Regions from separate parts of the Homo sapiens genome. Here region 2 is linked to region 1. Evidence: read pairs that join two places in POLR2A ChIA-PET (ENCODE). Cell type or tissue: GM12878. All regions are shown on one strand. Each heading gives the region's core, and the rest is flanking DNA. Links, peaks and the distances in the headings are about the cores only. Region 1 overlaps HECW2 (HECT, C2 and WW domain containing E3 ubiquitin protein ligase 2). Region 2 overlaps PLCL1 (phospholipase C like 1 (inactive)).

Evidence for each region. ChIA-PET counts read pairs that join two places held together with the same protein. Peaks named below come from ENCODE experiments on the same cell type or tissue, not always from the same donor. Only the 100,000 strongest peaks of a DNase experiment are listed, where the experiment ranks them.
Region 2: POLR2A ChIA-PET joins it to region 1 with 5 read pairs; 1 of 35 experiments calls an interaction of 5 or more read pairs at or near these places.

The regions. Positions count from the first base shown.
Region 1 is chr2:196,270,485-196,275,873 of GRCh38, forward strand. It overlaps HECW2 (HECT, C2 and WW domain containing E3 ubiquitin protein ligase 2), which reads right to left. Exons shown (of 29, transcript NM_001348768.2): 16 at 3,537-3,639; 17 at 709-805. Among named protein-coding and RNA genes, the nearest start is that of HECW2-AS1, 13 kb to the left of the region's middle. In GM12878, for the core only: no CTCF peak of the experiment used is centred there; no DNase peak of the experiment used is centred there; H3K27ac peaks cover 1,041 bases.
Region 2 is chr2:198,034,399-198,039,787 of GRCh38, forward strand. All of the region lies in intron 1 of PLCL1 (phospholipase C like 1 (inactive)), which reads left to right. Among named protein-coding and RNA genes, the nearest start is that of PLCL1, 230 kb to the left of the region's middle. In GM12878, for the core only: no CTCF peak of the experiment used is centred there; a DNase peak (open chromatin) is centred at 2,310.

The DNA of each region.
Region 1 (5,389 bases), core at 191-5,190:
TTTTATTATGGAAAAATGTGAATACCAAGTCTGGAACTCTATATATCTCAGTTCAATAAACTGTATGCTACTTTTGCTTACTCAAGTTACACTCAAAAAGTTATGTCATTAATTTCATTATAATCTGCACTTCTAGGATAAACGCTTGGCTTAAATTTTTTTTTCATATTTCGTTTTTTAAATAGGGTTCTGGGTTGTTTAGTTGATTTTATTCACCTTTATTTATTTTTTTTTTGAGACAAAGTCTCACTCTGTCGCCAGGCTGGAGTGCAGTGGTGCAAATCTCAGCTCACTGCAACCTCCACCTCCCAGGTTCAAGCGATTCTCCTGCCTTAGCCTCCCGAGTAGCTACAGGCACACACCACCATGCTCAGCTAGTTTTTGTATTTTTAGTAGAGACGGGGTTTCACCATGTTGGGCAGGATGGTCTTGATCTCTTGACCTCGTGATCTGCCTGCCTCGGCCTCCCCAAGTGCTGAGATTACAGGCGTGAGTCGCCGTGCCCGGCCGATTTTATTCAACTTTTATACTTAATAGAGAGAAGCCAGCACTACAATACCTGGTGATGATGACAAAATATTTGCATACAAGATGTTTTGCAAAGGATGTCAGAAAGAAAGAATAAATTTCCAAGACAACTATCAGTAAAACTAAGATTTAATGGTTTGTGCTTATGCAACTTGAACCAAATACCAATATTATTGTTACCTGAGTGAGTGATTCCTGGTAAGATCAGGTTGACGCTCCTGTAGAATTTCAAAGATATTGGGTTGACGTAGAAATGCAACAATCTTGTCATTGTAAGCTGAAAAAAAAATCAGAAAAGACAACAATTTAAAAAAGAATCTATTTTTAGTTTTATGTATATAAATCCAAACCTGTGTGCCCCACCGGGTTCAAGCAATTTTCCTGCCTCAGGCTTGCAAGTAGCTGGGATTATAGGTGCCTGCCACCATGCTCAGCTAATTTTTTTTTGTATTTTTAGTAGGGATGGGGTTTTGCCATGTTGGCCAGGCTGATCTCAAACTCCTGACCTCAGTTGATCCACCTGCCTTGGCCTCCCAAAGTGCTAGGATTACAGGTGTAAGCCACTGTGCCCGGCCTATAAATCCAAACTTTTCAAAATCATCTGTTTTTCAGCCAGGCATGGTAGCTCACGCCTGTAACCCCAGCACTTTCAGAGTCTGAGTTGGGAGGATCACTTGAGCTCAGGAGATTAAGACCAGCCTGGGCAACATAGTGAGAACTTGTTTCTATTGAAAAACAACAACAACAACAAAAAATAAATAAATGAAATCTGTTTTTCTGGCTAATATTACTTATACTCAAAGTTATAGTTTGGAACTAGACTGTGCCCACCACTATAGGTGCTTACATTCCAATTTGTATCTAACCTTTTATATGATTATTGGACTTAGGTCTGTTAGCTGTGGCTTAGTTAAACATTCTTAGTAAACTCATTTGACAAGCCATATTTATTATCAAATGGCAAGATGAGGTCACCAACGAGATTCTAGATCTTGATCATTTAAACTTACGAAAATCAGCCTCACAGAAATGACAAGTCAGAAATGAAAAACCATCTTCTGATTGATTAGCAGCCAGCCAGGGAGGTAAAGAGGCAGAACTCAATTTGCCAAAATGTACTAGTTGGCAGCAACAACTAGGACCAAAATGCAGAGGACAAACTATTCTAAAACTCTACGTGGAAATAAATGCCATTAAGCCACAAATAGCTCTTTACCAAACCAACTATACCAACAGCTACAACACAATCATCATCACGAACCATGAACAAAATGTGTTTAGAAAAATCTAAATCCCAGTCAAGGTTGGCTAAAGAAACTTAAAAATAGTTAATTAAAATTTATTAAGGATACCGTTAATACTCTTTTGTCAAGAAAATGAATTTGTTTACTTAAGATGATTCATCTTGATTATATTTGTTGATAATCATAAATAGGCACAAATATATTTAAATTCACAGAACTAGGACAGAGTGTCTAAATTCTTAAACATCAGAGATTCTGGTATAGGATATTATCAAGATACATGCCTTTCTTTAACAAATAATTAAACAAAAGAAGTATAATAATTCTGTAGAGATCTGCCATTTCCAATCTTACCTGCATCATATTGCCTATAACATATCTATTTTAGTTATGTATATTTATATATACAATAACAATTTTAAAGAAATACTACCTGCTAAAATGGAATACCATTGTCAACTCAAATGTTCCCTAAGTGCACGTTTCACTATATATGAATAATGAAGACACTTGGATAATTATTGAATCGGGGTTTATAGTGCGTCTGAGCTCAGAGCCCACATAACTGTCTAAGCAACAATTTTATAGTGCTTTAAAATTCCATGTGCAGTATTTAGTGTCATATTAGTAATAACATAAAAAAAAACCTAGACTGTTAGACTTCAACCCTACATTTCTTCTTATCCAGAGGTCAAGCTTCTTAGGTCATGGGCATTACATTGAATTTCATGACATTTTTTTTTTAATTTAAAGAAGACGTTTTAAAACAAAGATAAATGGAGAGCTGGTCTAATTTTTTTTTTTTTTTTTTTTTTTTTTTTTTTTTTTTTGAGATTGGGTCTTGCTCTGTCCCTAGGCTGGAGTGCAGTGGTGCAATCTCGGCTCACTGGAACCTCTGCCTCCCAGGTTCAAGTGATTCTCCTGTCTCAGCCTCCAGAGTAACTGGGCCTACAGGTGCGTGCCACCATGCCTGGCTAATTTTTTGTATTTTTAGTAGAGACGGGGTTTCACCGTGTTAGCCAGGATGGTCTTGATCTGTCGACCTTGTGATCTGCCCATCTCGGCCTCCCAAAGTGCTGGGGTTACAGGCGTGAGCCACTGCGCCCAGCCAACCTAGTCTAATTTAAGACGGAGCACGGAGCCCATATGGCCTCCCACCAGTCTGTCCACTCCACCTGCCTCAGGCGCTCCAGGTTTGGCAACCACTGATCTACTTCAACCTCATCCTTTTAATAACAACTCAAGTTGTTTTTCAGGCCTTTCTCCCACACTCATTTATTTTTATTTTACTATTTTAGAGGTTCTTGCTGCCTTCTATTTGTGACAAAAGCCCTTAAGAATGTGCTCTCTTTGATTGTTTATTTTGTGAGGCTGCTACAGATTCACACACCATTTAAATTCTGTCTTGGCCTTAAATATATACTAAGTATATGCTAGTCCAAATTCTTAATTTATAATGATTGCATAATGTATTACCTTAATAAATTATTTTTCCTTAACTTCAATAATCTAATATGATACCTCTACTCAGGAAAGGTAGGGTGGTATTAAAAAACAATCTCATCCTTTAGGATATTACAAGACAGAAGCCCTTTGAGACTCAAGTCTGTAGGATTTTGTTATACATTTCTTAAGGATAATGCAGCAATTTCTCAATATAGGGCAAAAAGTAGCAGGCTAACAACAGGGGAAGTATCAGCACAGTGTACATGGTACAGATAATGGCACAAAAGGACAGATGATTTCTGGAAAGGGATGACATACCCACTGGAACCATGTCCTGGTACTGTGGCCTACTGACTGTATTGAATGTACTGGATGGCCTGGGAAGAACTGGTGGTCCTGCATGTCGAGAATCTTCTCCTACCTGCAAACAGAAGCATCATTTATGTTCTGCACCAAGAGCCAGAATGCTCTATATCAGCATCCCAAACCAAGTTGTTCAAAATATTAACAATGAGCATAGTGAAGTACCACTTGATCAGAACAGATACCAGCTGTGGGGCTGAAGCAGGGTTCTTAGTTATTGAAAGCCTTGTTTTAGTGGCTAAATGGTGGGGGGAGTTGAGGCATCCACATTCTTGAGAGGGGCTGGGGCAGTGACTCTTTACCAAGTGGCACAGAAGTAGTTCAATCTGCTTATAATTACTGAGGCTGCAGCAGCTAAACAGCAGACTTGTTCATCAGGACTAACTTCTGCATTGACAGAGCACAGTCTGCAACAACACAATCAAAGGGAAGACTGAGTGGTATAAATGTTTTGGGGCAGTGCCAAGATATTTCTTCTTTTGGCTAAGGCAGGCCAGGGAATTCCCTGGCTCAGCAGAGGAGGGGTTGAAGAGCAGCAATCTTCATGTGGGGTTTCGAGTTAGTGTATTATCTCCTCAGGAGCAATTCTCCATGCCTATTAGAACACCTGGTACAACAGATCTTTCTGGTTTGAGCCTCCCACACCAGGGTGCTAATAGGAGCAGGTGTGGAGGAGCTAAATAGGGTTGTCCTAACCAGAATTATTTATTGCACCTAATATAGATTTAGAAACTCATACACACAAGTAGATAACCAAAAATACCCATTAACAGCCTTACCAGAAAACTCTAATGTTGTTTTTGCTTCTGCTTTAGCATTTTCCCCCATATTACAGAAATCTTTTGAGACAATAGCAGAACAGCAGTATAAGAGAGAATAAGAAAAAATAACACACTGTACTGGATTTATAAACTGGGATTTTGAAAAGAGAGTTTTATTCCACCCACAACCATTTGCAGCCCTTTTATCATGTTGCATCACTTGGGTATTTGCTGAGGATTTTTCTAAAGACTCTAATGCTGGAAATATCCTCCCCACCCTCCACCGCTTGCTTGTCCTTCAAGAATGCTCTCACTCATTCTTCAAAGCGTAGTTCAAACAGCCCCTCCTCGACAAGGTCTTCCCTCTCCTTCAAGCCCAAGTTAAATACAACCTCCTCTGAGCTCCCACAGAACAAACAGAACAAGCAGCTGCCATTGTGAACAGTTTATATTATTTGTCAATTATACCTCACTAAAGCTGGAAAGATATAAATAAAAAGAAGAAAACATGATTATCTAAAGGTATATTTTTCTTTCCCAACTATTAAAAAAGAAAATTTACAAAGCATTTTTCGTTCATATTTTTATTCATTTGTAGTAGGGTTTCATATTTTCCTTTCCTATTAAGAATGCGGGAAATGTGTGGGCCAGGCACGGTGGCTCACACCTATAATCCCAGCACTTTGGGTGGCCAAGGCGGGCGGATTACAAGGTCAACAGATCGAGACCATCCTGGCCAACATGGTGAAACCCCATCTCTACTAAAAATACAAAAATTAGCCGGGCGCGGTGGCAGGTGCCTGTAGTCCCAGCTACTCGGGAGGCTGAGGCAGGAGAATCTCTTGAACCCGGGAGGTGGTGGTTGCAGTGAGCAAAGATCGCACCACTGCACTCCTGCCTGGCGACAAAGCAAGACTCTGTCTTAAAAAAAAAAAAAGAATGCAGGAAATGTGTTATTTATTTGCATCCCTCATAACAGCAACCACTATGTTTCTTCATTGTAGCAGGTGTTTGGTGTTAACTTGTTAGATGGAAAAGACATCAATA
Region 2 (5,389 bases), core at 175-5,174, 1.8 Mb after region 1:
CATGCTGCTATAAAGACACTTGCACACGTATGTTTACTGCGGCACTATTCACAATAACAAAGACCTGGAACCAACCCAAATGTCCAACAATGATAGACTGGATGAAGGAAATGTGGCACATATACACCATGAAATACTATGCAGCCATAAAAAAAGTTTTTGTTTTTAATGTTTGCAAGTAAGTTACAGACTTCCTGTCCCCTTATACCTCAGTGTGCATTTTGAAAAACAAGGACATTCTCTTGTATTATTACCACAATACAATTATCAAAACCTAAAAATTAACATTAATAGACTTCATTCAGATTCTGCTGATTGTCTCATCAATGTCATCTCTAACAAAGGGCAAAAACCAATTTTTGTGGTCTAGGAAATCAATCCAGGATCACATGTTGTGTTGTGCTGTCATTTTTAAAGTCTCTTTTAACTTAGATCAGTTCTTCGGTATTTCGTTGTTTTTCATGACCTTGACATTTTTGAAGTGTACAGGCCAGTTATTTTGGGTTAATCTGATGTTGTTTAATGATTAGATTCAGATTATATGTTTTTGGCAAGAACACCACTGAAAGAATGTTGTGTCCTTTTTCATGTCTCGTCATGGTATCTATTTCTGCCCTTACTTGTGTTCACTTAATTAATGTGGTATCTGCCATATTTCTGCACTGTAAAATTACTCTTTGTCCCCTGTAATTAATAACTATCTTGTGGGAGACACACCAAGACTATGAAAATAAATATATCTATTAGTGTTAATGACGGTCAGTTTTCTCATTGTTGAAGAAGAAAGGAATTATAGATATGAAAAGGTAGAATGCTAGAGTGAACCCATGTGCTGTTGGATTAAGATTAGCAATAACTGTATGAATTCGTGGTTTTTATAGCTATGTAGATCAATCTAATTGCCTAGCTGTATCCTCTGACAGGATAAAGAAGCAATGATAATTCAGTAGCAATTAGCATAAGTAGTACCATTATCTTGGTTTCTAAATACTATTCACCAACAAAAATCAACCAAGTCTTCTTCCTTGCTGGGGCAGGAAAAGAACAAGATAAGCCTGGAACAGGTGTTGTTTTTTGTTTTTGTTTGTTTGTTTGTTTTTGGTTTTTTTCCATTTGAAAGTAAGAGAGTGAGCAAAGAATGATGGGGACATGTCAAAAGGACACACGAGCCAGCTCCAAGGGGCTCCTACTAGCCAAATACAGGACAATGTGACCATAAAAATAAATGGTAGTAACAGATGGAATAAGAATCCATGAGTCCATACTGATAAGAACAAATAGATGAGCAACTATGTAAAATGGAAAGTTAGTTATTCATTACAATAGAATTCCAACAAATAAATGTGTGTGGTATGGCTGGATGCGGTGGCTCACGCCTGTAATCCCAGCACTTTGGGAGGCCAAGGCGGGCAGATCACCTGAGGTCAGGAGTTTGAGACCAGCCTGGCCAACATGGCGAAACCCCATCTCTACTAAAAATACAAAAAAATTAGCCGGGCATGGGGTGTGCACCTGTAGTCCCAGCTACTCAGGAGGCAGAGGCAAGGAGAATCCCTTGAACCCAGTAGGTAGAGGTTGCAGTGAGCCAAGATTGTGCCACTGTACTCCAGCCTGGGCAACAGAGCCAGACTCTGTCTCAAAAATAAAAAATGTATGTAGTATGATTGATTGAAAATCATCATTTGTTAACTACCATAGTAATGGTTGTTTGAGGCAAGAATCATCAATGAATTCTCTTTTTTAATAACATAGATTTGTTCTTTCTGACTCCTCCCTATCCATTCAGTGCACAGCTTTTAGCACACAATTGCCTTGGTCAAATCTGTTCTTAAGCTGGGCTTCCCCTTCCCATTGTACCATGTGTGTGAATATCTAAGACCACAAAATATGCTGCTTTTCCACTACTGAAGTAATATCTTACCTCATCTCTGTTTAGATTCTTCACACATTCCAAGGAAACACTTAGCTAATTTTCTATTAGTTTGAATTAAGTTGAGATGCTAGAGAAGTTTGCTAGAATCATTTTTCATTGCCAGCTAACATAAGTGCATTTTCAAACATGCTATTGATAAAATCTGGATAAGTTAGAGGGAACTATCTGCTTGGGAAGCAGATAAATGAGAGTCTATTGGGGGCAAATGAGACTTTTGGGGTTCCTTCTATATCATAGAATGGATGGACATATAATTTCATCTTCTGCCTTGAAGACAGGTGTTGAGAATTGACCTAAGCTGATTTGGTCATTCATAGCCCTTAGTGGTTTTTTCCTCCATGGTTCATACATCAAAAGAGGTTTGAGCTGAGTCAGTGTTAGGCACTACACAAAACTTTGCTACTAGTCCATAATGAAAGCAAGCCAGACAAAATTCTGCTACACACAGAGACCATTGATTACATAAATACTTAACAGCAAGCAAAGTAAAAAACATTTTTTTACAGCTCGTTATACAACTTGTTAGGAAGTCCCAGTTCTGCTACCTTGCATAAAGGTTCTTCCAAGGCAGACAGGGCAACATCCCAGAGGCTGGATCCTGTTACCCTTATCAATCCAGTGGGCAATGCCAAATCTTCTTAAATCAACAGGTGGACACTGGGCCATTTAGGAAAAAACCTCAGGTTTGTCTCTGGGGGAGAGGCTCTCTGGATCCTTATCCTCCATTACACTAGAGTGGAGAATATCTCTAAAATATTTTTGCTACTCCACATACTCTTGATTGTCTTTAATTTTACTCGAGAGAGTCCATTTCTAAATTCTTCATATTAATAAGCCACTAGTTTTACCAATTAAAATCCATTGCTAGCATACATTATACTGATTATTAAAGTCTTAGGTGTTAATAAAAATCAGGATAATAGAAGTACTTATAGTGATTGCTTCTGGAGTATTGCCTTTCTGATAAAATACTGGATAAATGTACAGTCTTGATGAAATACACTGGGAGAACATTACATACTATAGTGCCATCTTGGAAATTAAAAATGCATGTTAGCTATTTAGAGGTTAATGTCCTGCAATAAAGGAAAGCTGCTTAGTTTTGTTCGACCTTGCATTTCCCAAACTTAGTTGACCCCAAGTCCTTTTTTCCATCGCACTCTTGAAATTAGTTATTCCTGGGAAAGGCTTTAGAAAACATTGCTTTAGAGATTATAGGAGAAGCTTCCTTCAACATCCACTTAACTGACACTCAGCATTCTCTTTATAAAATTCGAGGATAATAGGCACCTATCTTAAATACTCTCTATCAAGTTGAGTTCTGTGCTTACAAAGAGTCAATTGAGATTTTTTCCAAAACGGTTTTATTCTATTTGTACTTGTAATTACAGTTACATAACTTAATTAAATATTACATAATCCCGTGACTTTTGAGTGTAAATATAAAGAGTTATTGTTTCTTTGAAAAATAAACTGAAAGTTTTGGAAAGACTCTAGAAAAGAATTGCTGAAAGTGTTATTAAATAAGGTGAGGGTAAGACAACTATGAAAGATTTGGGAAAAATATAAAAAAGAATTTCTAATACAACTTACTTTGTAAGTATCTTTTAAGTTATTGATGCATTTTCAAGAAACTGAAATGTATCATTTTTCAAGAAAGAGTTCAAGCAGAGAACTTGAATTAGTGGAGCCATACTCAAAAGCCTTACATTTAAATAAAACATGTGAGGTATATGTATGCCAATTTTTATTATTTTCTGCTTTTACTGAATTTTTTGATTAAGTGACTAAGCATAAACCTTGTAAGAGTCAGAAAAGGGCTTTTGTTCTAGAGAGAGAGAGAATTAAAGAGAAGACTTCACAAAGCAAAGTGTGTACACACACACACACATACCCCTTGTGGCATGTTTTAAAATATTCCACATAGATTTTGCCCATATTTCCTCAAGCCAGGCTCAGTTGTCTTCAGAACCCTTTGGCATTCTTGACACACTGCTTTTGTGTTTTTTCAACTTTATTGTAAGTCTGTGGGATTGCTTAATACCTTGTTAAAGAAAATTAGAGTTAAAAATCTAATTTCTCCCTGGGAGTGGTCCATATATATATACATAGTTCATGGCTGGGAACAAAGTTTACTACTAGTGTATTTTTTCAGTGTTATTTTGTAGTAAAAGTTCTTAAAATATTGTGTAATAAATAATATTTGATTTCTATCTATGTTCTCTTAGGCTTGGTCCCATGGCAGCCTATAATTCAAGGTTAAGGTTATGTTGTTATTTAAGAATTTTTAGCATCTGTACTTGTATGTGCTGCATAAACAAAACAGTTATTCTATTGCAGACCAGTTTTTCCTTTTGAAATGTAGAATACAACAATCACTTCTCAGGTTTAATTAAGACTGTGTTTGTACAGAGGTCTGTAGTTTATAAAAGCAGTTAAGCAAAGAAATGCTTTTGTTATATACAAACAGAACAAAAAGGGAAAATACTGTCTTGATCCTTTCATTAAAGGTCAAAAAAAAAAAAAAAAGAAAAAAAGAGTTCACTCAATTTTTTATCTCGTGTTTTTTCACAAATACCAGAAACAGAGCTGTAAGATAGTAATTTGTTAAACTACACATTAAGCTGGTATTTGAATATGAAAAGGTATTTCCACCCCGTGCAATATTGCTTTTTTGAAATACTAAAAGCCCTTACATTAGGGTGGTAATTGAATGACTGCTTAAAAACAAACCCTGTCTGCTTCATTTTGACAGGTTCTTTATACATTTTTGTGGAGGGTAAACATGTCAGGATGTAGCAGACTAAGGAAGGAGCTGGTATTGAACAGGGTTCATAGTCAAAGTGACATAGTTTCTCATTCTCAAGAAGAGTAGTTGGCATGGTTGTTTTGGGACCTGCAATATAGTTTTTCTAGATTCAACATGGAAAACATTATTCTAAACTCTAGTGATCTATCTGCCCATAGCTTATGCCAAGCAGCATGGATTATACATTTTTGATACCTGTAGACGTTTTAGGAGCCTTCTTGATGTTATGTTGAAATCTTATTCCTGTAGTTATCCACATAATTTTCTACCAAATCACCCTGTAGAACTGATGCATAATTACTTCTTAGGATTTGTTTGTTACTGTAATAATGAAATATTTTCCTGTCTCTTGGTATACCCATGTGTATACTGTGTTTTTTATTTTGTAAGTCCCATGAAGGAGAAAGGACTTCTATTTTTGTTTTATTGGAGTTGAACACTTCTTGAGCCTCCTTCTTGGAGATTCTCAGGTTTCTGATCATTCTTGTTATAGTTAACTGATTATTTTTGTTTCCTTAGATCAATTTAGAGGGTCACAATATAGCACTTTCAGAAAATTTGTCAGAGCTTTTATTACATTAGGAAGAGTAGCCATTTAAGTGTGCAAACACATCACTCATTGACTGGCTCACTGAACATCTATGAGT